2 separate regions of the Homo sapiens genome follow, and region 2 is linked to region 1. A link is a loop called in an ENCODE intact Hi-C map of the cell type or tissue named here. Cell type or tissue: Caco-2. All regions are shown on one strand.

Region 1 (8,000 bases):
GACCAAGTAAACAATAGCAAAAATTATCATGCCTAAGCCTCTACGGACACAATGAGTAAACTGAGTTAGAAGAAGTTTCACAAAATGTAAAGCAATTGTGGCAGCCCATGGCTCAGACAGATTAACAGGAATCCATAGCCCAGGGATGCAACCTAAAATCATCAAAGTAGAGATATTATGTGTTTGCAATGTGCTATGATTAATGCAGTGATATAACTGGCAAGATTTACAGGTCAATTGGGTATTGTTTACCTGGAGCTGGTCCTTCTTAGCTGCCAAAAACACATAAGGATTAAAAACACAAACTGTAAATTGAGTGGTGATATTCTTTACAAATGTAACATTAAGACTGTGTTGCTTACTATTGCTATTATTGGATAGTATTATGGCAACCCAGATGTTGCCATTCATAAATGGGAATGCTGCCTTCCATATCATCTTTTGAATTGGTCCTTTCCTCCCTAGATAATGCCACTGAGGAAGAGGCGGGCTAAAGCCTGCTCCATGCCAAGCAATCTGGGCGGCCGACTGGGATTGGATCCCAGTGTTATATAAAGAAGAAGCATTAAAAGCTTGCCACCAATGCCAGCAAAGTTTGTGCCACGATTTCTGATTTTCTTCTTTTCCATCTAATTGGCCTTTAGGTCCCCAATCCACAATGTCTCCAGTTAACATAGATTGTTTTCTAGCCAGTGGGCCAAGACACTGGGTCTATGGAGGGGGGTAGGAACTATTGAAGGGAATCCATTCTGTATAGTCAGCACAATGAAGGCGATTGGGCCAGGAATGGTTGGTTAGCACACCGGTTACATTAATATAACCAAGACTTAATAAGTACATGATTTTCCCATAGTGACTCAACCATGTGTGAGCTTGAACTGTAAGACAGCTATGGCTGAGTGATGTCTTTGTGGTGACACACAAAGGAAGTCCTTCCAATGGAGCGGTATAATTAATGACATTATTCTGAGAGTCTAACTGTTCTATGTCAGGTGGAGTTAGGGGTCCTGGAGCCCATGCTCCTTAATCATGATAAATCTTAGGAGGAGTGTCACTCCAAAGTATGGGTCATACTGCTGGGGACTTGGGAACATATGCCCAATATGTTTTTGCCTCTGCACAGGAAAAACATACTGCACAGGATATTATGGCTAACATGGCCAAGAACACGGAATCAGGGGTTTTTGTCTGGCCTTGACACTCCAGTAGTTTCTCAGCTTCCTGCGTAGTTTTCTTGAGTTGTCCCAGGTTATGGGGGTTGATGTCGTCGTGACTCTGGTCGATCTTCTCTCTGTAACAATAGTTCCTAAGTATTGGTATGGGGAAGTTGTTTGTACCTTCTCTGGAGCAATGTTGAGATTCCAATTAACAAGAGCTTACTTTACTTCTCTGAATAATTGATGCAATATTTGATCTGTAGGAGCGGCCAAAAGAGTATCAGCCATAAAATGAATGATGTAAGCAGTAGGAAACATATTCCGAGGCTCCTTTAATGCCTGTCCTACAAAATGCTGACATAGCGTAGGACTGTTAAGCATGCCTTGGGGTAAAACTCTCCATTGATAATGAGAAACAGGTTCTCTTTGATTAATAGAAGGCACAGAGAAGGCAAATTGAGGCTTATCCTTCTCATGTATGGGTATAGTAAAGAAACAGTCCTTAAGATCTATTACTACAAGAGGCCAGTCTCTTGGAATAGCCGCTGGAGATGGTAAACCTTTCTGTAAGGTGCCCATCAGTTGAATTTTTGCATTACTAGCTCTTAAATCATGCAGCAGTCACCAACTTCTGGACTTTTTTGGAATAACAAACACTGGAGAATTCCAGGGGCTAACTGACTCCTCTATGTGTCCTGCATCCAATTGTTCTTTTACTAGCTGCTGAAGTTGCGTCAGCTTCTCCCAAGATAGCGGCCATTGATCCACCCATATGGGTTTGTCACTGAGCCATTCTAATGGTAAGGCAGAGCGTGGAGAAGAAATATCAATGACCTCCATCAGAAATCCTGAGGTCCTAGCCCTTTTCTATTTGTTTTTCCAGTTATTGATATTGGATTAGGGTTTCATTGTAGGAACCTCCCCAGACCTTTTCCACTGTGATATCCCATGTTCTTCAACATTTTAAATCCTGGGTTATCAAAGTTTTCATTTGTAAGTTTCATATCCCATGCTGTAAGTCTCGACCCCATAAATTGATAGCTGTATTTGCGACATAAGGCTGAAAAGTACAAGACTGTCCATCCGGACCAAGACAAGGTAAAATCTCAGCACTTTGTTGAACACTTTGAGCTGTTTCTACTCCCAGTAAGTATGCAGAAGTTAATTGCAAGGGCCAGGATGGGGGCCAATTGTCTTTAGATATTACTGACACATCAGCTCCCATATCCATAAGCCCATAAAATTTCTTTCCTTTAATTTGTATTACACAGGTGGGTCTATTAGAGGCTACTGGTTGGGACAGACTTCCCATGTAGTTGTGCTCCCAAACCCTTTATTTCCTCATTTCTCCTTTCGTGGAGAAGGGTGTAATTTGCAGGGAATAAGCAATAATTGAGCAATATATTCTCCCAGTTCAAAAACCCAAAGATCTTGTGACATTAAAACTACTTGAATTTCTCCTTCATAATCAGAGTCAATCACTCCTGGGACTACAGTAATGCCCTGTAAGTTAAGACAGCTTTTGCCTAAAATTAGTCCCATGTATCCTGTGGGTAAAGGACCACAAATACCAGTGGGAACTTTGATGGGTTTGTCTCCCCCAACTAACATGATTCTTTCTCTAGCGGGTAGATCTAATCCTATATTTCCTGGTGTTCCTGGGGTGAAGGAACCAATGTGCCTCCGGGAACCCATCCCTGAAATGGGGTTGTGGTCTGAACTGGGAATGCCCTCATTGTTTGAGAGGCCCAGGGCCAGGCCCCGTCTCGTTTCCTGACAGGGGGGTGCCATTCTGATGAAATTTTGAGCGGCACTGATTAGCCCAGTGATTTCCTTTGTTACAGCGAGGACAAAGTCCTGGCATTTTTTTCTGCTGGGGGAGGAACTGCATTGTAAGATCCTTTCTGTCCTGAGATCTGGCGGCATTCCTTTTTTAAATGTCCAGTTTTTCCACAATTATAATATTTTCCCATTTTAGGGTCTGACCCTTGGCTCCTTTTAGATTTGTCAACAGCTAAATTAGCCATTGCTTGCACTGACATTGTAGATCGATGAAGCTCAGTTCCTACATCTTGACAAGCTCTGAGGAAATTTCCCAAGTTTTTGTACACCTCACTGGTGCCAGGGCACATTTACAATCCGCATTTACATTCTCAAAAGCTAGAGTTAAAGTTAGCATTTCTGCAGCCACGGTATGAGGAATCTGACGCTTCACTGCCTCTTGCAATCTTGCAAGAAATTGTACATAGGGTTCCTGCAACCCTTGCATGATATGTGAAAAGGACTGTACTGGGACTCCCTCTTCAGGAATTGTGGCCCAGGAACGTTTAGTGGCCTGTACACACTGCTGATAAGCAGTATCTGGGAGTGCCATTTGACATTCCAGGTCTGAATAAGGGCCTTTACCCAATAGCAAATCCTCTGTAATGTCTCCGGGTCCAGCAACACGGTTCTGTCTAGCCTGGTCTGCACACAGTTCTTGCCAATTTAAATTCCACGTCAGATATGCACTAGCAGACAAGCAAGTTCACGCCAATTGTTTTACATCAAAGGGTAAAAGACGCATAGCACCAAACACAGATTCTAGTAATCCTAAGGTGAATGGGCTCTGTACGCCCTTACTTACCACACTCACTTTTAATTCCTTCAACAACTTAAACTCTAGTCGAGTGTGTTCATGAATGAGCTGCTGTGCATTATTTGGATCAGGTCTTATGGAAATAGGAAAAGCACAAGGTCCTAAGGACTCTCCAGCTATGGCAGCAGAGCGTAAAATTATTTGTATTGGGGTCTCTATTTCTGCTACCTAAGGAGGTGGTGCAGATGGTTCTGCAACTGGAGCAGGTGGTATAGGCCAATTTTCATCCTCCCTCTCCTGTTTTTTCTTTTCTTTTCTTTCTTTTTTTTTTTTTTGAAACAGAGTCTCGTTCTGTCACCCAGGCTGGAGTGCGGTGGCACGATCTTGACTCACTGCAACCTCTGCCTCCCGGGTTCAAGCATTCTCCTGCCTCCGCCTCCTGAGTAGCTGGGACTACAGGCACATGCCACCACGCCCGGCTAATTTTTGTATTTTTAGTAGAGACAGGGTTTCACCATGTTGCCCAGGCTGGTTTTGAACTCCTAACCTCAAATGATCCACCCGCCTTGGCCTCTCAAAGTGCTGGGATTACAGGCGTGAGCCACCATGCCTGGCCCTGTTTTTTATTTTCAGCTGGAGCTGTGGGTGGGACAACAGATTCTTTCAGATTTTTAGACTCAGCCTGCTGTCCCACAGAATAATAAGGAGCTAATGGTAGAAGTACAGTACAAATTAAACTCCAAGTGGAAAAAACAGAAGAATCAACTTTAAGACCTTTTTTCATGAGGCTGTTTTAATCGTTCTCCTGCTCTGTCCCAATCTTCCACATCAAGAGTTTTAATAAGCCGTGGAAACCATGGGTTATGCGTAATAACCTCCTGTAGCATCTTAATGAATGTCTGAGAACCCGAGCACCAGTTTGTTTCAACGAAACTTTAAGCAACTGCACATAATGTTTTCCTTCAATAGACAAATTCTGCTCCATGTTACCCTGATTCAGAAAACTTCCCATTCCCAGTACTTCTTTAAAGCACTGCTCCTAGTACCTTTTTAGGGCACTGACCTTATATCCGCTGCCAGCAGACTCATCCCGGGGTCCCCATTCGCCTTGTCAATTTCAGTTCCTCTGCTCTAGCAGACATTCTTCATTCACATCCTCGAAGCCCCTGTGTTTGGACGCCACTTGTAAAGCACCAGATTCTGTTGCTGTTCGAGGCACCACTTGCAGCCTGCCAGGATCCCTGGTGGACTGAACAAAGGGGGATGAATGCGGGAATAAAGACAAGAGACAAAAGAATATGTTTGGAAGAAGGGTCAGGGGACACCTTGTCTCTAGTGAACAAGGGCCCTGAGCTTTACACAGCCCTCTGTATTTATTAGGCAAAAGAGATAGTGAGAAGGGGTGTGGAAGAAGAGGTCAGCTGCTCAGTCCAGAGTAGGCTTGCAAGACTGCATTCCTCGAACAATAGGCTCTAGACGTCCCAGTAGATAACCTCAAGGAGCCGGGGCCAGGGAGCGATGGCCCTCAGCAAACTTTCTGGGGCAGGCACAGAAGTGAGTTTGCCCACATTCTGTATTCATGATAAACAGTTTGCTCTTTGATCATGTAGCCTCCAGTGGAATGCTGAGTTGGTCACAATCCCTTTGGCCTTTTCGGCTCCCAACATATTCCCAGCATTTTGGGAGGGTGAGGCAGGTGGACCTGCTGAGGTCAGGAGTTCGAGACCAACCTGGCCGACATGGTGAAACCCCACCTCTACTAAAAATACAAAATAGTGGGGCATGCCTGTAGTTCCAGCTACTCGGGAGGCTGAGGCAGGAGAATTTCTTGAACCTAGGAGGTGGAGGTTGGAGTGAGTTGAGATCTTGCCATTGCCTCCAGCCTGGGCAACAAGAGCAAAACTCCATCTCAAAAATAAATAAATAATTAATTAAAATAAACTTCAGGATTGGGGCCCAGCAATCCGTGTTTAATAAGCCCTCCAAGGTGATTCTGATGCTCACTACTATACAGAGGAAGCCATGTACAGGAAGCCATCTGAAGACTCAGGAAAATGAGGATGTTGGAATGGATTCACAGTTGTCCCTGGGTATCTGAGAAAAACTGGTTCCAGGGGCCAGGTGCGGTGGCACAGGCCTGTAACCCCAGAACTTTGGGAGGCCGAGGCGGGTGGTTGGTTCACTTGAGCTCAGGAATTCAAAACCAGCTGGGCAATATGGCAAAAACCCATCTTTACAAAAAATATAAGTATTAGCCAGGCACGGTGGCATGCACCTATAGTCCCAGCTACTTGGGAGGCAAAGGCGGGAGGATCCCTTGAGCCCAGGATGTGGAAGCTGCAGTGAGCTGAGATCGTGCCACTGCCCTCCAGCCTAGGTAACAGGGCCAGACTTTGTCTCAAAAAGTAATAAAATAAAATGGGATAGTATTTGCATATAACATAGCACTATTCTTCTATATACTTTAAATCATCTCTAGGTTACTCATAATACTTAATACAATATGAATGCTATATAAATAGTTGTCATACTTATTTTTTATTTGTATTATTTGTTATAGTTGTATTGTTATTTTTATGTTTTATTTTTCAAATATTTCTGATCCTTGATGGGCTCAATCTCAGGATATGGAACCTGCTGATAAAGGGGGACTGGCTGTATTTATGTGCATCTTATTCAGACACCCCCTAACCATAACTCCCAAGAGGGCCTGGAGGACACTCTTTTCTTTAAAGTCTTGGTAACAGAAGCATCAGCCTCTTTAAAGAGCTGATGCAGCCACTATGATGGTTGTCCTTTGCAGACTGGAGATGATGGTGAGAGGTACTGCCAAGGAATTAGGCCCCTTGACCTCATTGGGAATACTGGAAGAAGCCAGGCAGCAATGCCGAACTGTTTTAGACCAGGTAGGCACAATTACTGTAATAAGCCATAGCAAAGGATTGACATAGTGTATTTTTACATGTGGGGATCTGTGATGATGGCTAATTGATCCCAAGGTTCCTGTTAGACTGACAGCCTTCTAAAGTGTTGCATGACACCTATAGACAAAACAATTCTAGGTCTGTTGTGCAAGAACCAAACTCAAGTCTCCATAGTGGAGAGAGCCTCATATCCAGTTTCCAGACTAAATAAATCAGGTTATAGACCCAAAGTCCCTTGACTGAGGGGGCAGATGGGAGCCTCTGAGGAAGGATTTTGTAATTGTGGCTTCATGGGTATACCATAAATCTTCCCCCAAGCCTTCTGCAGAGAGAACTATGGTTATTCATCAGGGTCTTTGCACTGGGGAAACAAAAATACTCAGCTATTTCACGGTTATTAAGATAGTGACTCTGAAATTATACTGATTTCCAGAGACCTTAAAAGCCTCTGTGATCCAGTTTTCAGAGTGAAGGCTAATGGAGGTTGCGTGAAAGATGGATTCTTGGTCTGACTTCTCACAGGAGCCCATCCTGTAATTATTTCCTCAGTCCCAGAATACACAGAAGTAGGATATAGCAGAATCATCACACAGTTTCCTTAACCCATGAGATAAGGCATTAAGGAAAGGCCAAGTAGAAGGTTTAAACCACCCCCATTCTCTGACCCACATAGTGAGTGGGATCTGTTGATTCCTACTACATTTCCATTTGATTCACCAGCTTGGCCAGCTGTTCAAGTCAGACAGGTCCGAATGAACAATGTTTCACATTTTTTTGTTTTGTGTGTTGGTGTTGGTGTTACACCTTAGGATCACCTGCAGATTTTTTTTTTAAATGGAGATGTCTGACGCCCACCCCCAGGCACTGCGAGTGTGTGTGTTTTCTAATTATTTTGAGACAGGGTCTCCCTCTTTCACCCACGCTGGAGTACAGTGGCACAATATCAGCGTACTGCAACCTCCACCTCTGGGCTCAAGTGATCCTCCCACCTCAGCCTCTCCAGTAGCTGGGACCACAGGCGCGTGCTAGCACACCTGGCTAATTTTTGCATTTTAGTAGACAAGGGGTTTTGCCATGTTGCCCAGGCTAGTCTCAAACTCCTGGGCTCAAGCGATCCTCCCATCTCGGCCTCCCAAAGTGCTAGGATTACAGGCGTGAGCCACTGTGCCTGGCCCTATTATTTTTTAATGTTTTTTAGCAACAGGGTCTCACTCTGTGACCCAGGCTGGCACGATCATACCTCACTGCAACCCTGAACTCCTGGGCTCAAGCAATCTTCCTGCCTCAGCCTCTCAAGTAGCTGGGACCACAGGCACACACCACCATGTTCTGCTAGTTTTT
Region 2 (8,000 bases), 69 kb before region 1:
TTTGGCTAGTCTTACCTTATAGAAAGAGTAACAGTAATAGTACAGTGCTACTCCATTATCAATAGGATATGTAACTGTAGGTTTGTACTACACTAGTTTTGCACAATCACCTGTATAATCACTGGCACATGGCTCTAAGACTATTGTTGCGTCAAGGATGAGGTCAATCACTAACACTGTAAACAGCAAGTGAAACTTAAGTAACAGAAAAGAAAGAACTGATGCGAATGAGAATTGCTGAACTCTGCTATATGATAATTCTCTAGCTCTCCACTTTAGAAAAGCCAGAATATAAACCCTCCTGGGATATGAAGATGACATTTCCATTTTGATGATCATCTGAAATTCTTTAATGCATCAGGATTATAGTAAATATATCATCCTTGCCAACATTCCCCAGATAAATGGGATTTTAGATTAGATGAGTGATAGAAATCTTCTAACCTTGAGTTTAGGAAATTATTTAATGATACAAAAATACAACTATTTCTTCCCTAAAGATTGTATGAGTTAGGAAACTCTTATAAACCATTTCCTTTATGTTTTAGTCTATCTGAATTTCTCTTTACTTCTGCTGGAAATGCCTTGTCAGGTACAAAATTGCAAAGTAATTGCTCGACTTCAATATGACTACGTTTACAAGAATGAGAAAATCACATAGACCTTTGGGGCTTATTTCAACAAATGAAACGTCAGGCTGAGGCCAAACATAACTCCTCTGGGGTTTATTTGTACCAAGCTGACAAATAAAGCCAGGCAGAGTTTGTTTGGACTCACTCTGACATTTCCTCTATTGAAATAAGTATATTATATATTCATTAAAAGTCATTATTTCAGGAATATCTAATATTTTGAGAAATACTGTCTATATACTATTAAATGAAAACATGCAAAACCTCTCTATATATAGCATATCAATTTTTTAAAAAAAGGAAACTATTAAGAAAAAATAATAAAATGTTACTAAAAGCTATTTCTGGTATAATTATAAGTGATTTTTTATTTTTGTTACTTTTAATTTCTTGTTCTCATTTTATAATCAAGTTGAAGGAGTAATAATAAGTAGCAGAATACAGAAACCAATTTTATTGATAAAAAATTTCACCAAAGACAAATTCTTCCTCAATTAGGGTATGAAAGAGCTTAACTGCCTATTACCTGCATCAATAAAGAGAACTTTTACCCTGTTATTTCAAGAGAAAAAGCAATACTAAACATATTTTTTCTTAAGGAAACATTTTATTTCCTGAAGTAGTTTGGTGAATTAAAATTTTTTTAAAAGACATTTTTATCAAATAAGTATATGAATTACATTTATCCAAGTTTAGGTAAATCTGAGATGATATATGAAATCAAATAATAACTAAGCCAAAAGATATTCAAGAACTCCCTCTTTTTTCTGATGTCTTGGAGGATTGAATTAAATAATAATAATAATAAATAAAAAGAACTTCCTTTTTTAAAGTCACGGGTCCAGTAACAAAGACCCACTATTCTCATTTCCAAAAAGTAAAAATACAATAAAGTTAAAGCGATAATGGGATAGAAGAGAATAAACAGATCATGTCTCAGAACCACCTGAATCTTTGAACCATGAGACCTCTGAGTCCCTCCAGGACATGAAGCACTTTCAGGACAAGTATTCTCTATCAACTGAGAATATGTACATGTCCTCTATAGCAATTATAACTCAAGTATCTTAGGAGAATTTTCCTAAAATGAGTACATTTTTAATAGTGCTCCAGATGGTTCGTCACAGCATGTTAATGTAAACCACCATAAAAACTGTTTCAAATACTAACATACATGCACATATATACACACGCGCGCACACACACACACACACACACACACACACACACACACATGCCCGCGCACACAGTGTTCTGGTTGCTGAGGCATCTAGTTAAGCATTTTTATGCAATAAATTTTAACTCATTATTTGACCTTCAACGTTATGTTAAATTAAAACAGAAAATCTTGAAATATTTTTAACAGTACTTGCCTTTTTTGCAGATTCAGAAAAGAGAACTCCGTTGTTTCCAACGATACCTACTGGGTACCCAAATATTCGAGCAAATCCTCAAAAGAAAGTTCAAAGAAGATTTATGTCTTGTGCTTTTCCAAGGGCTTCAATTCACAAGAAAGAGGCATATTTACACATTCTTTAATATCAGATCCAAGTTTAAAATGCAAAGAGATTTTGTCTATGGTATAAAACAGCTCATGTCACAATCTTCTTGTTCCTAAGGTCCTAGACTCTGGTTTCTTTTGCTTCTAGAAAGGGTCACGATACATGTAGAGTTATCCATTTGTCTTGATTGATTTGATTAAATAATTGGCTTAGTGTATTATCCATTTATTCATTTAATATATCTGAGTGTCTAGTATGTACCAGACACTAGGGATACTATAAAAATATCATTTTTAATATCAAAATAATTATTGAAGAAAAATTAACAGATAAGAGAGAGTATCAACATACTGATAAGCCAGAAAACTGAATTTTTTTTTGAGACAAGGTCTCACTCTGTTGCCTAGGCTGGAACACAGTAGCACAGTCATGGCTCACTGCAGCCTCAAATTCTCAGGCTTCAAGTGATCCTCCCTCTTACCTCAGCCTCCTGAGTAGCTGAGACTACAGACACTCACCCCCACACCCAGCTAGTTTTTGTATTTTTTGTAGAGATGGGGTTTCGCTATGTTGCCAGGCTGGTCTGGAACTCCTGGGCTCAAGTGATCCTCCCACCTTGGCCTCCCAAAGTACTGGGATTATAGGCATGAGCCACCACGCCCAGCCTGAATCTTTAAAGATTTGTTTTTTTTTTCTTCTTTACTCTGGCTTTGTCTGGGTTTATGACTTTTTAAAAATCATCATGTTCTTATTTATCTATTTATGAGACAGGGTCTTTTTCTGTCGCCCAGGCTGGAATGCAATGGCGAGATCATGGCTCACTGCAGCCTCAACCTCCCGGGCTCAAGTGATCCTCCCACCTTGGCCTCCCAAGCAGCTGGGACTATAGGCCCCAGTAGTCACTACACCTGGCTAACTTATCATGTTTATTTAATGTGATACAATGAAACCCTGATTTGATGGCCACCTACATGTATTTCAGTCCTAAAATCCCAGCCAAAAACTTATGCAGTACATCCTAAATGGCACTGCCACTTACAGAAGCAATTCAGAAAGGGGTAAACTTCCAAAAAGTCCAGAAATCCATTCTTAGTCCTGCTTCACTGCACAAAGACATGGGAATTTAACACATCACTCACTGGAAAGATGCTGCCCCTGCAAATGCGCAACCCTGTTAACTACTTAGATTCAACCCACACTAGGCCCCACTTAGGGATCTCCAGGCACAGACAGGATGCGCTGAGTAGGGAACATGTCCCCACACTACTAGGGACACCCATAGAGGGACGGTCTTCACCAACTGCCTGATCAAACCTGAGTTACAAACGGGAAAGCACAGTGTCCAAGAAACGACTAGAGGCTACACATGGTAAGTGCTGAGGCAGGAGGAAACCCTGAGGAACTTCCAGAGACATTTGAGAACCAGAAAAATCTGTCCTTCCCTCTCACCTCCTCACCCTTTATGCCTCCCACCTTCTCATTCCTCCCATCCTTCTTATCCGCCACCCCCACCCCCAACTCCCACCACCAGCCTCTCATTCCCTTCTTCTCCTTCTCACTCCCCTTCTCTGTCCCTAAATGTATTTGAACTCCAGTACAGTCAAGAGATGGAAGAAACCAGGTTGTGTACTCTAGGGGATAAGAGTGCCACAGGGCTTTTAGCAAGTAGGAGGCAAATCCATAAAAGCAGATGACAAAGACAGCCCATCCATCTTTACAGAAAGCAGAAATGGCTTTGACTTGTTTTAAACTGCTACACAATGACTGTTACATTCTGAACAATTTGGTGACAAATCCTGTCTATATATCAAACAAAAAGCTTTTAATCACTTAAACACCTAAGTACAAAAACATAAATTCTACTCCCAGTGTGAACCCTTCTTTTGTTCACAAATCAAACTAGGACAAAGTACTGTGATTTATCCTTAAGCCTCAATGTATATTTGCAATTTGGATTTCTGCAGCTAGTTTTTTTCCTACTCTGGTATTACCTTTGACTAACTACTATATTTTCAAGTTTTTTATGAACAAGTAAAATTCACAAAATTTGTTCTTCCATTTGTCCCAAATAGATTATTATGGGTCTAGCATCTATCTCAAAAACTCTTCTTCAAAGGCCTATAAACTAAACAGTTTAGATTTAAAAAATTAACTTTTATAAACATCCTTATTTTGTTTTTCCTGACGTGATATACTGAATTCTCAATCTAGTGTCTGCATGAATCAGCTTAAGACCTACACAGAGGCTGTGAGAAGGTTTAACTCACTCTATATCCTTCTGGGAAGCTAAACACAATATAAAACTTCCTCGTTGAATTGGACAGTAAAGAACAAAGGAAACAGTGCTGAAACTTTCAAAATAATTATTGTTATCCAGAAAAACAAAAAGAACTACAAGTATTTTCTACTAATTTTACTATAAGAACCTTTTTATACAACTAATGTCACAAAGTCACAGATAGGGACCCACACCACAGCATCTAGCTATTAACATTTTAAACTATTTGGATCCATGAAGCCATTAAGCTACAAATTATGTTTATAAAGCAGTTCCTTTTAAAAGTGGCTCACACATTTGTAGTGCTCTCAACAACAAAGCCCATGTCAAGTGTATCAAAGTCTTGAAACAAGAGATTCCTGATTTTCAAAGCAGCAGAAAATGTTCGTATTTTCAATTCTTCACCTTTATACCTGTAACTAATGTGTCTCCATAAAAGGCTTTGAACTCAGTGAATCTGCTTCCATCCACGATTCTAGCAATGACCTAAGAGGAAAAACAACAATGGCCTTGAGAAATTATATTGCAAAAGAATTTTTGTATTAAAGTTACTTATAGGAAAACAATTCACAGTGAAGTTGTCACTTTCACAAAATTTCACACTACACAGAAAATCTCACTAGAATTTCATTTGACATGCCTGGTTAATGCCCTGAAGTCATTCTGGGTTCTGATTTTATACTTCACTATACAAGCAACAGCACCATGCTGCATGCAAGAAAAGCAGGAAAGGCTCCAAGGGCTGGTTGCTAGACTTAGAGCTTCAAGGACTGTTCGAATGTACCGGCAGAGGTTCAGGGATGCAATGAGAAAGCTGGGTAGAGACAGGGCTCAGAGTCAAAAGACACAGGCTCCAATCTAAGGTATCAAGTATGACTGGTATGCCCTGGAGTAAGTCACTTCACCCCTCTGAGTCTCAGTTCTCACTTCTGGAATGATGGAACAGAAGAGCTGTGAAGATATGATCTACTTGTAAGGAAGTAGGAACCTACAAAAATCATGCTGACATGAAAAGCCAGCTCTGACTCCCAGCTCTCCGACTGAGAAACTAGAAAATTCTTTAAGCTTCAGTTTCCTCATCTGTTAAAAAAAAAAAAAAAAAAAAATGTAAAAAGTGCTAACTATTCCTTTCAGCAAGAAATAATAAATTAGAAAAAAAAATAAAAGGATAAACAGCACTATCAGTTAACAGGGTAGAAAAAAGAAAAATAAAAAAGTAAAAAATAAAAATAAAGTGCTAACTAAAGCATACTGTCAGGCTCTCATTAAAGTGTAGCTATCACTATTATTAAGCACTTAATAAAGACTCATTGATTCTGAATCTGGTATACTTGAAGGATCATCCACATATGTATAAAGGAGTGGAAATTACTAAATAGTTTATCCCTGGGGCTTATCATTATATATCAGGACTACTGTAAGGAGTTCTAAACAGGAAGCATATTTTCAATTTCAGAAACTATTTTAGATGATACATACTATTTTTCTACATAGTTTGCACTTCGCTTTTTCTGTCTGCCACATCAATCAAAATCTTGTTTTGTATGATGCAAAGGCTGAAAACTGAGTGAATGCTTCCCAACATCTTTCTCACCATCAAGTAAAAGTTTACTCTGAATTATTTTTTACTTCTTTTCCTAAAAAATCCAATAATACAATGGGAATGTAACAGTTATCTGTTTTGGGTGCTATATACCTGTAAAAATTGTACCTTTAACAAGCAATCAACACGTAACAACTATCATTCTTCCACACAGAGATACGGCTGCTCAAAGGGCACAGCAATTTAGGACCATTTAGTGAAAAACTATGTTGTATTTGCATTACAATTAACACCACCAGGCCACATAAAATACATTCACTTATCTTCACAAAAAATCCATAATGTCGAGAAAGCAAAAACAGCCTTGTTGCTGATATGGAGAAGGTTTGAGTAGTCTGGATAGAAAATCAAGCCAGGCACAACATTCCCTTTAATCCAGAGCAAGGTCTTAACTCTCTTCAGTTCCCTGAAGGCTTGGATAGGTGAAGTCGCAGAAGAAAAATTTGAAGCTAGCAGAGATTGGTTCATGAGGTTTAAAAAAAAAAAAGCCATTTGTACCACAAAAGTATAAGGTGAGGCAGCAAGTGCTGATGTATTATAGAAGCTACAGCAAGTTATCCAGAAGATCTAGCTAAGATCATTGATGAAGGTGGCTACATTAAACAACAGATTTTCAGTGTAGATGAAACAGCCTTCTGGTGGAAGAAGATGCCACCTAGGACTTTCATAGCTGGGGAGAGGTTAGTGCACGTCGTCTGAGGACAGGCTTACTCTCTCGTTAAAGGCTAATGCAGCTGGTGACTTTAAGTTGCAGAATTATCCTAAATCTACTCTGCCTGTGCTCTATAAATGTAACAGCAAACCCTGGATGACAGCATACGTATTTGTGGCATGGTTTAATGAATTTTTAAGGCCACTGTTGAGACCTACTACTCAGAAAAAAAGATTTCTTTCAAAATATTACTGCTCACTAACAATATACCTGGTCACTCAAGACTCTGATAGAGATGCACAAAGAGATGAGTGTTCTTTTCATGCCTGCTGTTATAACATCCACTCTGTAGCCCACGGAGCAAGGAGTCATTTTTACTTTTAAGTCTTATTATTTAAGAAATACATTTCCTGGGCCGGGCGTGGTGGCTCACACCTGTATTCTCAGCACTTTGGGAGGCCAAGACGGGTGGATCACCTGAGGTCAGGAGTTCAAGACCAGCCTGACCAATATGGTAAAACCCTGTCTCTACTAAAAATACAAAAATTAGCTGGGAATGGTGGCATGCACCTGTAATCCCAGCTACTTGGGAGGCTGAGGCAGGAGAATTGCTTGAACCTGGAAGATAGAGGTTGCAGTGAGCCAAGATTGCGCCACTGCATTCCAGCCTGGGCGACAGAGCGAGACTCCGTCTCAAAAAAAAAGAAATACATTTCCTCAGGCTATAGCTGCCATAGATAGTGATTCCTCTGACAGATCTGGGCAAAGTAAATCGAAAACCTTTTGGAAAGGATTCACCATTCTAGATGCCATTGAGAATATTCACGATTCATGCGAGGAGGTCAAAATATCAACATTAAGGATATTTAATTAAATTAAAGATACTGGAAGAAGTTGATTCCAACCCTCATGGGTAACTTTGAGGGGTTCAAGATTTCAATGGATGAAGTCACTTCAGATGTGGTGGAGATAACTAGAGTTAGAAGTGGAGTCTGAAGATGTAACTGAACTGCTGCAATTTCATGTTCAAACTTGAACAGATGAGGAGCTGCTTCTTATGAATGAGCAAAAAAAGAAGTTTCTTGAGATAGAATGTACTCCTGGTGAAGATGCTACAAACACTGTGAAATGACAATTACGGATATAGAGTATTACATAAATTTAGTTAATAAAGCAGTAGTCAGGTTTGAGAGGACTGACTCATTTTGAAAGTTCTACCCTGGGCCAGGCGCGGTGGGTGATGCCTGTAATCCCAGCACTTTGGGAGGCCGAGGCGGGCAGATCATGAAGTCCGGAGATCAAGACTATCCTGGCTAATACGGTGAAACCCCGT

The links. Peaks named below come from ENCODE experiments on the same cell type or tissue, not always from the same donor. Only the 100,000 strongest peaks of a DNase experiment are listed, where the experiment ranks them.
Region 2: a loop joins it to region 1, with 2.6 times the contacts of the local background. A loop is called at or near these places in 1 of 110 quality-filtered maps.

The regions. Positions count from the first base shown.
Region 1 is chr5:71,569,298-71,577,297 of GRCh38, reverse strand. It overlaps a transcript of BDP1 not described here. Among named protein-coding and RNA genes, the nearest start is that of MCCC2, 14 kb to the left of the region's middle. In Caco-2, no CTCF peak of the experiment used is centred here; DNase peaks (open chromatin) are centred at 3,517 and 5,257.
Region 2 is chr5:71,637,901-71,645,900 of GRCh38, reverse strand. MCCC2 (methylcrotonyl-CoA carboxylase subunit 2) reads right to left here. Exons shown (of 17, transcript NM_022132.5): 11 at 4,826-4,898; 12 at 2,006-2,082. Among named protein-coding and RNA genes, the nearest start is that of MCCC2, 55 kb to the right of the region's middle. In Caco-2, no CTCF peak of the experiment used is centred here; no DNase peak of the experiment used is centred here.